2 separate regions of the Homo sapiens genome follow, and region 2 is linked to region 1. A link is a contact called in ENCODE Hi-C or POLR2A ChIA-PET data. All regions are on one chromosome and are shown on one strand. Each heading gives the region's core, a stretch centred on a gene start or an enhancer-like site at or near the end of the contact. The rest is flanking DNA. Distances are from core to core; before and after follow the strand shown.

The links. A loop is a pair of places that touch in the nucleus more often than their neighbours do. ChIA-PET counts read pairs that join two places held with the same protein, here RNA polymerase II (POLR2A). Pooled maps may share reads with other maps.
Region 2: a map of GM12878 shows a loop between it and region 1 (4-fold over the local background). The contact joins the promoter of MIR3681HG here to the enhancer-like site in region 1. A Hi-C loop is called at or near these places in 2 of 168 maps with a recorded cell type or tissue (GM12878 and endothelial cell of umbilical vein), 34 of 37 single-sample maps with no recorded cell type and 13 of 50 pooled maps. POLR2A ChIA-PET finds 5 or more read pairs at or near these places in 2 of 52 experiments (GM12878 and PC-9).

Annotation. Positions count from the first base shown.
Region 1 is chr2:11,860,615-11,868,234 of GRCh38, reverse strand. It overlaps LOC105373430 (a long non-coding RNA gene), which reads right to left. Exons shown (of 5, transcript XR_922803.3): 5 at 1,951-2,385. Among named protein-coding and RNA genes, the nearest start is that of MIR4262, 27 kb to the right of the region's middle. RefSeq lists a silencer at 4,383-4,432 and enhancers at 4,703-4,752, 7,319-7,418. Within about 2 kb of position 4,419, at least 11 of the 41 ENCODE cell types and tissues checked have a DNase peak (open chromatin) inside an H3K27ac peak, as active enhancers do; they include GM12878, where a contact is called at or near this core.
Region 2 is chr2:12,001,606-12,009,225 of GRCh38, reverse strand. MIR3681HG (MIR3681 host gene) reads right to left here and starts at 2,110. Exons shown (of 6, transcript NR_110196.1): 1 at 1,999-2,110; 2 at 1,383-1,479. RefSeq lists enhancers at 548-597, 2,029-2,323, 2,832-2,881.

The sequences.
Region 1 (7,620 bases), core at 3,170-5,669:
ATGGCACTTACCTGTGGGAGCTTGTCTTAACTTGCTGCTTTTGGAATCCTCCTACCAACCCCTGTGTGAAAGAGCCTGGGCTGATCTGCTGGACGATGACAGATATATGGCCGAGTTCCCTCACTGCCCCAGCCCTAAGCTGACTAACAGAGCTGCCTAGCCAACCAGCAGCTGAACACAGACACAAGAATGATCACAGCTAGATGAGCAGAAAACCACCCAGCTGACCCCAACCCCAAACTGGCAACACACAAATTATAAAATAAATACATTGTTGTTGTTTTAATTCACAACATTTTGGGGGCAGTTTGTTATGCAACAAGAACTAAATTATATAAGGAAAAATGTACTCTAGTAGTAAAGTGGAAAAATCCTGGGTTTCTCCTTTGGGTACATTATTTAACCTGTGACTCCATTCTGTTATCTATAATGTGGGAATAAGACTGCTTGCTTCACTGGGAAGTTGGAAGAATCAAATGAGTTAATGTACATGAAGGCAGCTGACACACAGTAAGGCTAAATAAATATGACATGAATCTGAATTACTCTTGTCAGTAATTATTGGGAAGAAAGAAGCATTTAAAAATCTTAAGAAGAGAGGAATCAAAATATCTCCATCTCCACAGCTTAGGAGTAGGTTAAAAATATGATATTAGTATTTTTAGAATTTTATTATGAACAATGAATAAAGGATAAATCCCTGGGCTAGAATTTGGGGGCTTGAGTTTTATGTCCTGTTATGGACTAAGTGTTGTATTAATTCAAAATTGATATGTTAAAATATAATCCCCAATGTGATAGTATTTAGAAGTGGAGCCTTTGGGATGTAATTAGGTCATGAGGGTGGAAACTTCATGAAAGGGATTAGTGCACGGTATTAGCCCATTTTCATGCTGCTGGTAAAGTCATACCCCAGACAGGGTAATTTATAAAGAAAAAGAGGTTTAATGTACTCACAGCTCCACGTGGCTTGGGAGGCCTCACAATCATAGCAGAAGGTGAAAAGCGTGTCTTACATGGCAGCAGTTAAGAGAGAATGAGAGCTAAGTGAAAGGGGAAACCCATTATAAAACCATCAGATCTCATAAGACTCATTCACTACAAGAACAGTATTGGGGAAACTCCCCCAACGATTCGATTCAGGTATCTCCCACCAGGTCCCTCCCACAACACGTGGGAATTACGAAAGCTACAATTCAAGATAAGATTTGGGTGGAGACACAGCCAAAGCATATCATGCCATTATAAGTGGCCAGAGAACTAATTCACTCTCTTTTCTCCACGTGAGTAACAATGAGAAGTCAGCAGTCCACAACCCAGAAGAGGGCCCTCATCAGAACCCAACTGTGCTGGCGCTTTGATCTCAGACTTTCATCCTCTAGAACTGTGAGAAGTGCACTTTTGTTGAAACCACCCTGTCTATGGTACTTTGTTACAGCAGCCCAAATGGACTAAGACATATCCTACTTCTGCCATTGACTTGGAATATGACATAGGGTGTTTTTCCTATTCCAACTTAATAGGAACTTATTTCCTTAGTGGTGGTCTCTGGGGTCTGAGTCAATTGCCACAGAGCCAGAGAAGAATTGAATGCAGAAGTATTTGAGATCTAAGCTTAAAGCCCAGTCTCCTCCTCTGGATGTTCACATAGTCATGCCCATCTGCTTCTCCTGCCACTCACAGCCCACTCCACCCTATTTGCTCAGCACTCCAGCCAAACGAAACAGCTGGCTATTCTCAGGCAGGAGGCACGACGATTGTACCTTACTTATGCCATCGCCTCTGCTTGGGACACCCTTTTGCACAGTCAGACTCCTACACAGAGCTTCAAGACTTGCCCTGGGAAGACTCTTCTGACCCCTCAGATAAAATAAGTATCTCTTTCTCTCGTGTTCCCACGACCTATTTATCTTAGGTCAGGTTTTCTAGAAGCAAAGGCTAAGACAGGGATCCTTGTGCAAGTGATTTATTAAGGGAGTTCTCCTGGGAGAACCCTTAAGGAGAGGGAAGCAGAATAGGCCAGTGGGAAAAGCCAAGCAAAGATGCAGGCTCAGCTGAAGTCCACGTGGAGGCCGAACAAACCCTCAGAGTCGGCCCACCTGAGGCAAGTTGTGTCTGGCCTTCTGTGCCCCCTGCTATCAGTCAACCACAGCTGGAAGCCATCCCCAGACAAAGGACATGACCTTCCAGGCATTTCCAAAGCAGCACCCGTTACCCAAGACGATTCAAAGGGAAGGGCGCAGCTGTAGGCCGGGTGAGCCATCAGGTAAAAGGGCGCTGGGGGCACCGGCACTGTCACTTATCATCCGCCCCTCACACCTGCGCTTCACAGGCAGTTCACTCCATTAAGCACAGCGTGTTCTGGATTCTGGTTGATCACAATTTCTGGAGAAACATAAAAGAGCAAGGATGTTAGGATGAACTGCCGCCTCCACTGCTGAGTGGGTCCCAAGTTTGTCTCCGAAACTCACCATTTCCCTTTTCCACCAGCGATACAACATTTCCCTCCCCAGCAGCTGGGAGGTCTGCTGAGCTATGTGGATTTTCCTGAGGGAGATGGTACCCAGATCTTCACCTGGGGCAGCGGGGTGCAGGGAGGGTCTAGCCCCCGGGTTTCTTGTTCTTATTAGGCCATAGCTGCGGAACCTTTCCATTTCCTCTTAGAATTGAGTGTGGGAGTGCCGGGGGTGCCCAAGGGATCACCTGATGCCCAACACATTTCCTCCTGCCCCCACTGTGAAGCATTATGAAAGCAGCAGCTCACTGTTTCCTCGTGATGAGCACGGTTCATTACTCTTTTTTGTTTGTTTCTTTCTTTCTTTTTGAGACAGAGTCTTACTCTGTCACCCAGGCTGGAATGCAATGGCGCAATCTTGGCTCACTGCAACCTCCATCTCCCAGGTTCAAGCAATTCTCCTGCCTCAGCCTCCCGAGTAGCTGGGAATACAGGTACCCACCACCACGCCCAGCTAACTTTTTAGTAGAGACGAGGTTTCACTATGTTGGCCAGGCTGGTCTCAAACTCCTGACCTCAGGTGATCCACCTGCCTCGGCCTCCCAAAGTGCTAGGATTGCAGGCATGAGCTACCATACCTGGCTGGGTTCATTACTCCTACCGAGGTAGTAACTCCTTTCCTTGCCCAGTGATCTATTGGCACATGAACCCAAAATGACCGGGCAGCAACTGCAGCTTTACGTTTAGTGGGCTCTTTACTGTATTCCCTGATGGTATTAATAATTATTTCCCCTCCGGGCACCAAGAGCTTTAGATCCTCAGAGCCTAAAATTGCAGAGACAGACACAAATCCCCACGTGATTGCTCGGGGTGATGGGGAGCAGAGCCACTGCTGCTTCCATTTCGGGGTTCCTGGACCCACCCCTTCCATCTATTCTGCAGCAGGGCTCACTCCAGGGACTACACCTGCTCTGTCTTCTCACTCCCCTTTGCGCAGACTTTGAGAGCAGGGTTCATTTGTATTGCTCTGTGTACATACACTCACTCCCACTGCCCTGCATCAGTAAGGCCACTGATGGAGGAGAAAGGTGCTTTCACATGCCACATATGCCACACCTCTGAGTGGTATGGCTCATTTTCCTCAAGCAAAATATCAGGACCATGGTCCTAATACCTAACACCAGGATGATGGGTCAGGATGTTAAATTGGAGCCAACTCAGGATATCTACAAAAGCAAAATGGCTACTCAATTTGGGTAAAGAGCTGGCAAAGTTAAAAAATATCATAAGCAGTCTATATGTGGTCAGGAAGAAGGGGGACACCGAAGACCAGGATATATAAAGGCTCTGATCCTGGCGGAAATTCAACTTTGGAAATTAGGCTCATTTCTCTGCCAGGCCAGGCTCCCCTTATTTGGAAATCAGGGCAGCGAGATTGTCACCTGGGGTCACAGCAATGCACCAGGTCTCTGTCCCAAGGACCACAGTCTGTCCAGGCTCTGGGAGTGGAGGATGGGCTGGGCAGGGTGTGTGTATGGAATGTGCTAGACAATGGCCAGCTCCCTGGCCACAGCCAACCCTGAATATCCTGCCTTGGCCAGAAGGGTCCTGGAGAGGAAGCAGACACCGAACAATTGGGAAAGGTCTAAAAACCGCAGGAGTCGGCTGAATACAGCCAAGAGGCTGCCCAGTGATGCAATTCATGGGAGACAAAAAAAAAGAAAGAAAGAAAAGGAAAAAAAAAAAAAAAAGAAAGAAAAAAGAGCCCTCCAATCCTACCCAGGAGCATTCATCATTCAGCGTGACCTTCCAGGAATCTGCTGACAGACACAAAGTGTTTTGTGTAACTTTCTGCCTGGGACCTGGAATGACTGACGTGTCCCAGAGAAGGGGCGGAAGGGAGCTGGATGGTGGGGAGACTGGGGGAGGCGGGCAGCCTCGGTTCCCTGCAGGGGATTGTTGGGCACCATCTGCTGGTGGCAAGGGGAACGACACCCCACCTCTGACCCAACAAAGGAAAGCAATGTCTTGGGAAGCAAGTACTGAGGGAGGGCGTCGGGGAGAGGAACACAAACACACTTCTCACCTGCTGAGCCAGAGGCTTCCACAGGTACCTTCTGGTTAGGAAAGAGTTGCTATGCCCATCTTACAGATGGGAAACTGAGGTTCAGGGAGGTGATTAATTTCACCAAGGGTAAGAATGGACGAATTTGTTGCCATTGAATAACCATTCCTTGTTCTGAACTCATTCACAGAGGCTGGAATAGTTCCTGGAACATAAATGCTGGCTGAGTGAATGGCTGAATATGGCTTGAGAAGTAACTTGTGTTTTTGTACTATGCCTGTCTGAACCCAACAAAATAGGAAAAAGTCAATGCAAACCGAGAGTGGTGGCTGCGATTGCAGATGGCTCTCCGGAAACGCCCAGTGCATGACATCCTCCCCGCCTCCTGTTTCATCTGACAAGATTACAAACTACTTCAAAGCCTAGGGTAGGTTTTACTCCTTGTTGACCTCAACCTAGCATTTAGCTGTCCTGGAGGGGCCACAGAAGGAAGAAAGACGATGGAGCTGCATAGGCAGGCACCAGATTTCAAAGAGTCTCAAACCGGTGCAAGGTGACAGGTGACAGGCTACCACTGAAGTTCTGAAGAACCCTTTGCTATTGTGACAGCTTTTCGCCAGCCACCCAGTTGTTTCATGTCTCAGTGGAGGACCCTTATCTTCTCAAAGGTCTAGTGATATTCAGGTACATCAAGCCTTTTCATGCTGAATTCTACCAACATGTCCATCCATCCCGTCCTAATCCCACCCCCCGACACACACACACACACACACACACACACACACATCCTTCCCCCAAACACAGAAACATACCTACACACCAACACTCCTACACACAGGCAAAAACTTCACCAGTCATCAACTGTTACACAGTAAACATCAACATCTCTAAACGCTGAGATAGGTAACATCTTTGAATCCTTGCAATTAATTCCTCCATTATCCATTATTCCTCCATTCTCTCTGACTGGGATGAACATCGCCCTCGGGCAAACTCCCGTTCAACCGTCAAGGCCTATATCCAACATCACCCCACTCTTTGAAACCTTTCCCTACCCCATCACCATTTAGTGTTCCCTTCTCTGACTACCCGGGGAATATGTTTGGAGTTGACAATAACACTTAAAGCATTGTCTTCATGTGTGCATGCTGTTGATGTAAGTAGTAAGAGTTCATTGAATGAATAAATGAACAAATGAACACAGTTTCTTAAAATCCTCTAAGAAAAAGAAAAGGAATTGAGCCAGCTGGAAAGGGAACCTGGCCATCACCAGCCGCTGCAATTCTAGCTTTGGACCCAGGCAGCTCTCAGCCCCTTGGCCTGACCTGGCACCTTTCCACAGATGTGACTGACTGCCCTTCTCAATGTGGGAGGGAAAAGGGAGGCCCCTAACTAATGGAGGGAAATGCACAACTAGTCATCGAGAAAAATTACCTTCAAAAAACAGCAGCATGTCAGAAGCTTTGAGAGCTGAAAGTTTCAACATCCAGCAAATCTCCCCAGACACTTTTAGGCCAGCATTGAACACTCATTTCTTGTTCTCAGGCTCTGACCTGTCTTGGTATTTACCTAGAAAAGATGACTTCCAGACTGCCTGAGAGACATGCACCGTGACTATTGATTAAATGAATGATTTTTAGATGAGAGCATGAAAATAGCCAAAAACCAGTAGTCAATCCACTCATCCAAGATTTTCAGCCTTGTCCCGAGCCCCTAAGTTCTGGATTGGAATGATCCCTCCAGGAAGAAGAAGGACACCAACATTTACTGAGCATCTACTATGCCTCTGCCACTGTAGCTGCACAGCTCGGCTTCAGGGTAGATGTTATCCTTTCCTGACAGATTAGGAAAGAAGCTCAGAGAGGTGAAGTAATGTGCCCAAGGGTACTCAGCTTGTCTGTGGGGCAGCAGGGCTCACTCCGAGGGCATCGAGGCCAGTGCCCTGCCCACTCCACAGCCTCTCCCTGCACACTGAGGGGGCTAGAGACCAGGTAGGAGAGACTACTCACTTCCTTGGGTTATTTTTCTCTAAATTACCCCTTCTCGACTCCTCATCCCATGTGGGAATGATATCAACTCTGAAAAGGGTTTGAGAGAAACTTCTATCTACTGAGAGAGAAACAGCAGAAAGGACAGCAGAACTGGAACCCATTGTTATTCATTCAACAGGCACGTGTGCTGCAAGCCCACTGTGGGCCAGGTGTGGACCGGTGGAGAGTTGATGCAAGGCCTGCCTCCAGCGGGGCTCTGCCCATCCCATCCTTGGCACAGCATGGGAGAACCAACACAGCCCACTCCTTAACTGGGGAACATAATACTAACTAAGCTTGCAACTAGACATGCCACCAGATTTAAGTAGAGCTTGGCAAAGGCAGAAAAGCCAGAAGATCGTATCTTGCTGGCTGTGAAACTAAGTTTCAGGCTAGCAAACCCTTGCTCAGCCTTCCAGAACAGTATTACCATGAAGCGTTCAGAAACACTCATTGCAAAAGCCAAAAATCACCTTATTTGGGGAACATAGAGGCAAGGAAAAATGCTGAGTGTGGATCTTATAGAGAGAATAACTGGCACATCCAAACAGCAAGACCTTCCCTCTGGGAGAGCAGAATCCCCATCAGCAGCAGAGATATTTGCACCTTTATTTCCCATTTATTTATTCATTAACAAAAATGCATAGAGTGACTACCAGGTCCCAGGCCCTGTCCTAGGCACTGGAGCTGCAGCAGGGACAAAATGGACCAAATGTCTCAGCCACACATGGCTCACATGCCAGTGGGAGAAGACAGGTAAAACCAGGAAGTAAATCCTAAGCAACTCAGGAAGACAATAAGCCCCATGGGGAAGCTGTAGTACAGCAGGCAAAAGGGCCAAGAAGTGCAGGTGGCTCTGTGCAGCACTCAGAGAGTACACCCATGGGAGAGACATGCTTCTGGTCCCCTTTGAGGAGCTGCTGAATAGTACCTGAGTCAGAGCCATTTATAAAAGCAGTGGCAGATGCAAGATGCCCTCATGGAAATCTGCACAAGGGTTCAAGAGTCAGAGAAAGAGACCCCATATTCTTCCTGGATGGATAAAGGAAGGCTTCCTGGAGGAGGTGGCT
Region 2 (7,620 bases), core at 861-3,360, 140 kb before region 1:
CATACAGCAAGACTTTGAGGTTCAAATTTCAACTGATCATCTTTGAAATGCAGATAATAGGATCAACAGATTCAGAAATATTATAAAAATATTCAAAATATCAACCGCTTGGAACACAGCAGATATTCAAATGTTTTAAGTATAGTGTTTATTATCCAGATAGAGGAGTATATTCGTTTTCTAGTGTTGCCACAAGCACCATAGACTGGTTGGATTAAACCAAAAGAAAATGTATTTTCTTACAATTCTGGAGGCTACAAGTCCACCATCAAAGTGTCAGCACGGCCGGTTTCTTCTGAGGCCTTTCTGTGGCTTGCAGATGGTAAATATACCACAAATTTTCTCTGAATGAGTCAACATGAATGAGGAAGCAGAAAGTGATATCTTTCTTTTATGAAATGAATTATGTCCCCAAAATTCATATGTCAAAGCCTTAACCCCCAATGTGACTGTGTTTGGAGACAGGGCCTTCACAGAGTTAATGAAGGTTATTAGTGTGGGGTCCTAGTCTGCTAGGACTGATGTCCTTATAAGAAGAGATTTGGGTACAGACATGCATGCCCACAAAGACAAGACCATGGGAAGACACAGCAATAAGATGGCTGTCTACAAACCAAGCAGGAACCAGCCCTGCCAGAAATTGGAAAGATGCAATCCTCGATCTTGGATTTTTAGCCAAAAATAAATTTCTGTTGTTGAATCCACCCCGTCTATAGTATTTTGTTATGGCCACCCTAACAAACGAATATACTTCCTTTCTAAGGAAATGGGTCAAAAACAAAATTTAAAAAAAAAAAAGGAAATCTAGATTTTTCACCTATTTGGTGACTTTAGGTTGTGTTCTCTACCATATGTCAAGAAGTTAAGAAGGAAAAAGTAAAAGTAGTTAAATGTGCAGCCTGGGCAACATGGCAAGACCCTATCTCTACAAAAAATTAAAAAACTAGCCAGGTGTGGTGGCATGCACCTGTCATCACAGCTACTCAGGAGACTGAAGTGGGAGAATCAGGAGCCCGGGAGGTCATGGCTGCAGCGAGCCATGTTTGTGCCATTGCATTCCAGCCTCAGCAACAGAGCAAGACCCTGTCTCAAAAAAAAAAAAAAAAAAGGAGTCCAATGTGTAGCCAATACGTTTGTATGTGGCTGTGTGTAGAGATGTGTGCTTAAAGCTAAAGGAGTTACTAAGATATCCGATATTCATCCTTTTTATATTTTCTAAAAAATATTCATTGAGAAGACTAGCCATGTGCTAGCCACCATGCTTATAATGTATTGTTTACTTTAATCTTGTCCTTTTCCTTATAATCCTACCAGTGTTAGGAATTCATAGCCCCATTTCCACTCTAGAAAAAAATAAAAGACTCACACTTTATGTGACTTACCCAAGGTCAGGGAACTGGCATGGGACAGAGCACAGTTTCCAACACAGGCCTCTCCAGCTTCAAAGACTGCATACACATCCAGCACATGTCCTTGCCTCTGTAATATAAGAAGAATTGCAAATGTTTCACACCACAGTATACCCAGATCTGTTCAAAACACATGTTAACTCATCTACGGCTCTGTGCCTAGCCCTTTAAGGTAGGTACTATTATTTTTTATAATCCCCATTTTACAGATGAAAAAATGTGTTGAGGAACTCAGCCTGGGTCCCACACTTCATCTTATTAAATTAACAAACAGCATGTGGCAGAGCTGATCTCTGCACCCAGCTCAAGGACAGTGTGATCATCACCTGCATGTGTTTGGCTTCCAAATGAGGGAAATGAACCCAATGGCCCTTTGCACCCTTTCCACCCCTGGGATTTTATTGCTCTGACTTCAACTGATCAACAAAACAGACAAGACTAAATGTTAACATGTTTTTAAACACATAGAGACTCTTCTCTTAGAGGGGAGGGAAATTAACCCTCCTTTAACACAAAATTTGACCTCAATTAACCAAAAATTTTTGTTCTGTGTTTTTACGGAGACCATTGTCATAGCTGAGAAACCCACCAATAGCTAAGCATATTTAGCCACAGAAACTCCTACAGTAACTATGGCTCTTGTGAGCCAGGCCTCATCATGGCTGTGTCAATTTCCCTCTGCACTGAGTGAGGGGTCCCGGAACACAAAGGCAGAGGCCGCCTGGTTCCAACCTTCGATTACGTCATCCTGATGGAATGTGGACACCATTGTGAGGACTTTCTGCTTAAGCCTTGTTTTATTTAAGTTTCTAACATTCTTGGAGACTTAAATCTCATCTACAGTTGCTTGGAATCCAGGCTTCAGTTGGATTATTGAAGGGATGCAGTAAACTTATCCTCCTAAAAGCTGAACTCAGCAAATGGTTAAGCCAAAGCTATCCTGCCCCAAGGCTCAAAGCAAATCTTTCAGCTCATTACATTTAAAAGATTGCTAGCAGTCAGCAGCCTTTAGATTTATGTAACACTAAGTTATACACAGTAAAAGCATGTGCTAGTTACATAACAATGTTCACATGAATGGTTAAAATGGGACAGGTAAATCAGATGCAGAAAACCAGGACAAAAAGGCTCCCAGCAGCTTTAAAATATATTGTTTAAATTCATAGCAAGGAGATAATTTTTTTCCTTTTCTCTCCAACAATGACAGACATTTACCGAGTGCTCACAAAAGGCCAGGCATTTCTGCAACACGGGTCAGTAGAAGGAGCAAAGCCTTTGGAGTGAGGTTCAAGTGTAATTGGTATGTGACACTTGGCAAGTTTCTCCAGCCTCAGTTTACCCATCCACAAAATGGAGCTAGCCATGCCTACCTTATAGAATCAATGTGAGAATTAAATGAATCATGTTGCCAAGTGTCTGACATAAAATATATGCTCAATAAAGACCAGTTTCTTAGTCTGCTGCTCTTAGCTGATTTGGTCTAATACCCTGCAAGCCTGGGAATGTGGTATTATTATAATCCCCGTTTACCAGGTAAGGAAACTGGAGGTCTCTGCCAGGGTGACGTTGCTGTCATGGGGCAGAGGGGCTTTAATACATAACTCATTAGAGGCATATCTCAATTTTGCAACTCACAAACCTGCAGTTTGTGCAGGTCTTTCAGCTTCTCTGCTTTTCCTCTGGCTGCCTGCCATTTGGCACTTTCCCTGCTAATTAGCACCTCGACCACAGTACAGCAGGGGAAATCCAAAAGGGTGAGCTTCGGTTAGTAGCTGAATCATGTGGTTTAAGAGCTCTAGGGGAGAGACTTTTCTTTTTTTAAGTTTGGTAAAGAAAGAGATGGCATCTAAGCAGTGACACGAATATTTTTAATTATATTTGGAATTCAGTTCTCTATTATCGTGGCCTCCCACTAATAGGTAATTGAGAATGGATCATTATATTTAAGAAGCTGTCTGATCTTCAAGGTGATTAAACTTTATTTATATGCTGAGACTTTAAGTGAGAATGTGTCTCAAAATCATATCAGAATTCCTATTCATCTTAGCTATTACCACCAAATTGCACTTCTCTGTATTTATGATATGAAATTCACATGTCAAAGTTCTAGCCCCTAATGTGACTGTATTTGAAGACAGAGCCTTTACAGGCTTAGTTAAGGTTATAAGTGTGGGGTCCTAGTCCAATAGGGCTGGTGTCCTTACAAGAAGAGGACATTTGGCTGGAGACATGCATGCCTCTGAGACAAGACCATGTGAAGACACAGCAATAAGATGGCCATCTACAAACCAAGGAAGTAGGTCTCAGGAAAAACCAGCCCTGCTGGCACCTTGATCTTGGACTGTCAGCCGCCTTTCTGCAAGAAAATAAATTTCTGTTGTTGCAGCCGCCCAGTCAGTGGTATTTTGTTATGGCAGCCCTAGCAAAGTAATATACTTCCTTTCTAAGGAAATTAGTCAAAAAAAAAGGAAACCTCTCTGTCCCTTCATTTTCTAACCTGTAAAATCAGGAAAATATTAGTTCCTCATTCACAAGGGCATTGTGAGGACAAAATACATTATCATTTAGTATTCAGAATAGTACCAGAAATATTCATAAGCACTTTAAAAGTGTTTTATTATTGTCAATATCGTTACCACTAATAGCACTACCATCACGTCTACCACCACCGAGAAACCTAGATTGTAACATACAAAAGACATGGAGCATTCTGGGACAATGGACGGAAAATTACGTGGACAGAATCATTTGCAATTATTGCTCCCCAGGTCCAGACTCACCTGGGCATCCCTTCCCAGCCCAGGTCCCAGGTGCCTGGCTTCCATCCTGACCCTACGGGACAGTGGCAAGTTACTCACTACGAATCCACATCAGGCTTCACCAGGCCTCAATGAGGGCCAGGCTGACTGCCAACCCCAGGGAGTTTGTTCTAGAAGAATTTACCTATAAAACATGAGTAAGGTCCATCTCATGAGCCCTCATTTCCTTCTCTAAGGTTTACATCAAGGACTGAAACATTCGCTCAGTGACAAACCCCTTCCCTATCCACCAGCCTACGGTCTCATCCCAAATTCCCCAAAGTATAATCCCAAAGCAGTCTGACCTGGATGTTTTTCTCAAAGTCTCTGCTATTCAGTCCTATCATGGACACCACATTAAATACAGTTTCCAAGTTTTATACAATTAAAAGATAACACTTTAATAATGAGAAGTCGACAGTGGTTATGAGTTTTGTTAATATTGCATTTAAGATTCTGCAGGAATCTTAAATTTACCACAGAAACCAAATAGACTTGTCATCCAGAAATTATAACTCTGGCGGTGTTTTTGTAACTATGCGCAAGGCTGCATGCAGTGGGATGTTCCAACTCTTTTTTTTTTTTTTTTTTTTTTTTTGAGACAGAGTCTCACTCTGTCACCCAGGCTGGAGTGCAGTGGCCCGATCTTGGCTCACTGCAACCTCCGCTTTCCAGGTTCAAGTGATTCTCCTGCCTCGGCCTCCCAAGTAGCTGAGATTACAGGCATGTGCTACCATGCCCGGCTAATTTTTTTGTATTTTTAGTAGAGTTGAGGATTCACCACATTGGCCAAGCTGGTCTCAAACTCCTGACCTCAAATGATCCGCCTGCCTCGGCCTCCCAAAGTGCTGGGATTACAAGTGTGAGCCACTGTGCCCAGCCCATTCCAACTCTTTCTAAGAAACAGTTATCAAAAATCTGTTTGTTTCTTCTGAAATATAAAAACAGCAATTTGCTATTTTTATCAATTCCATCTTTTCTGGGCCTATCACAGTCAATAATTTGAACTGGGGTAAAAATTAGAGGCTTCTTTCATATTCAAATTTTACATGCTCAAAATCCTATCCTTCAGCAAAAAGTATCTTTAAAATAGAAAAGAACTTGTTGGTCTGGGGCACAGGAATATCATTCAAACCCTTAAATTCAAAATAACTTATGTTTCTCCAAGTTCCAGTTATGTTTCAAAATAAACAAAGATATCTTATTCTAAATTAGTTTCACCTAACTTTGAAACACGCCTGCTAAATTTCTCAAATAACATATTTTATGTGTTTCTGGGTATTGAAAAATGCCAGAAAACCAGTCCAAGGATTAAGAAGGGCTCATTGATCTGGCTTGTGAGAGAAAATAAATAATGACCTTTTCTACCTCCAGCAAATGGAAAACTCTCCAAAATTCCTCAGGCACCAGTTTCATAGCCATCAAAACTGTCTGATTCAGTTATTTTTGGAGTGCAACTTACATGCATGAGCAAGGAATTGCATTCTTCTTAGTGAATATACACACTCGTGTATTATTTGACTGACTCCGTGGCTTGCCTGTTAGTAAAGGAGATGTTTCTGAATAAAACAAAAGCCTGGTATGTGAGAGTTAGAAGGGCCCATGAGTAGAGTTTTATCTCATGATACTATTTGCAAAGCTCAGAGAGGTGAGGAGCTCACACTGGTTCACATGGCAATTCAGTCTCAGTGAGGACTGGAATCTCAGCATCCTGTCCCTGCAGCAGGGCCTTTTTAAGACACTGGGCAGCTGGGACCCACAGCACTGGGAGGAGAAATGTCCACGCATTCCTTTTTCCCACCCAGGGTCCTTATGGAACACAAGTTTGGTGGTTTGGTGGGAAGATCACAGACTTCAAAACCAAACCAACTCAGGTTCAAATCCAATTCGGTCGTTTACTGTAAACTCTTAATACTGTTGAGTTTCTTTATCTTACAGTGGGAATGTAGGGGTTGAGAGTGAGAAACGTTCAGAGCCAGCAAAGTGACTGGCACATAAAAGGTTCTCAGTGGTAGTCAAGATAACTATTATCTGTCTATAAACTAATGTGTGGTGTGTATTTGTGTGTGTGTGGGTTTGTGTGTGTGTCTAAGTGTCTTAGTCCATTTGGGCTGCTTTAACAAAATATCATAGACTGGGTGGCTTATAAACAACAGAAATTTATTCTCACAGCTCTCAAGACTGGGAAGTCCAAAATCAAGGCAGAGTTGGTGTCTGGTGAGGGTCTACTTTCTCTCTCACAGGCAGTGCCTTCTTGCTGTGTCCTCACATGGTGGGAGGGGTGAACGGGCTCCCATGAGCCTATTTTATAAAGGCATTAATTCCATTCATAAGACTCCACCCTCATGACCTAATCACCTCCCAAAGGCCTCACCTCCTAATACCATTACCTTGGGGGTTAGGATTTCAACATATGAATTTTGAGAGGACATAAACGTTTAGTTCATTGCAGTATGTACATTAGATACAGTTGACATATAGAGATAACCTAACATGTATATTTAATGTGTGCATATAGATAGATACATAGACAGACAGATGGATGGATATATTAGATAGATGGATAGATAGGTGATAGATAAGATGATAGATAGGATGCATGAATAGATAGACTGATAGATGGATAGATGGATAGATAGATAGATAGATAGATAGATAGATAGATAGATAGACAGACAGACAGTGACCCATTCCTATACTAATACGTAATTCCTATACTCTTATAATCTTGGAGCAGAGATTAAAAAGCTAACAGGTCCCTACAACGCAACTTAATTCATTCAATCTCCTTTTGGATAATCTGTGAAATGCCTCAATGTGTAATCAGACTAAAGTTACAAGAGGTGCTAACAGAACATACCCTTCCAAACAGTTTCCTGACAGTTGCGGAAGGTAAAAAGACCACAACAGGAAGAGGAAGGGAAGTAAGGAAGGTGAAGAGAAAGGGCAGGAGGAAACAGAGTGAACAGAAGGTCCTGAGGTCAAGGATGAGGTGAAGGGTGTCTGTAAATCTGCCCAATCATCCAGGAGGCAGTCAACTGTCCTCACTTTCAGCCCCACTGGGCCAGTGGACTCTTATTCCAATTCTATAGTTATTTGAAGCCCCAAAAGAGTCTGTTCATGTATGTCTTCATTCATTCATTTGCTCATGTCATAAATAATATATCTTAGATTTTGGGGAAACTCCAAAATGGTGAAACCTCATAAATGTGAAAGCCAAGAATCACTCTTTCTCAATCATAGGGGGCCAAACTCTATTAATGCTGAATTGTATCACTCCCTAATCACCATTGCTCCCAGCCTACTCTTCTCCATTCACTCTATTTTGGTTACTAAATTTTGTAATCAAATGCAGAGATCCAATCTCCGTGACATACTTGGCATTCTTTAAAGAGCATCCAAATATTGAGTGA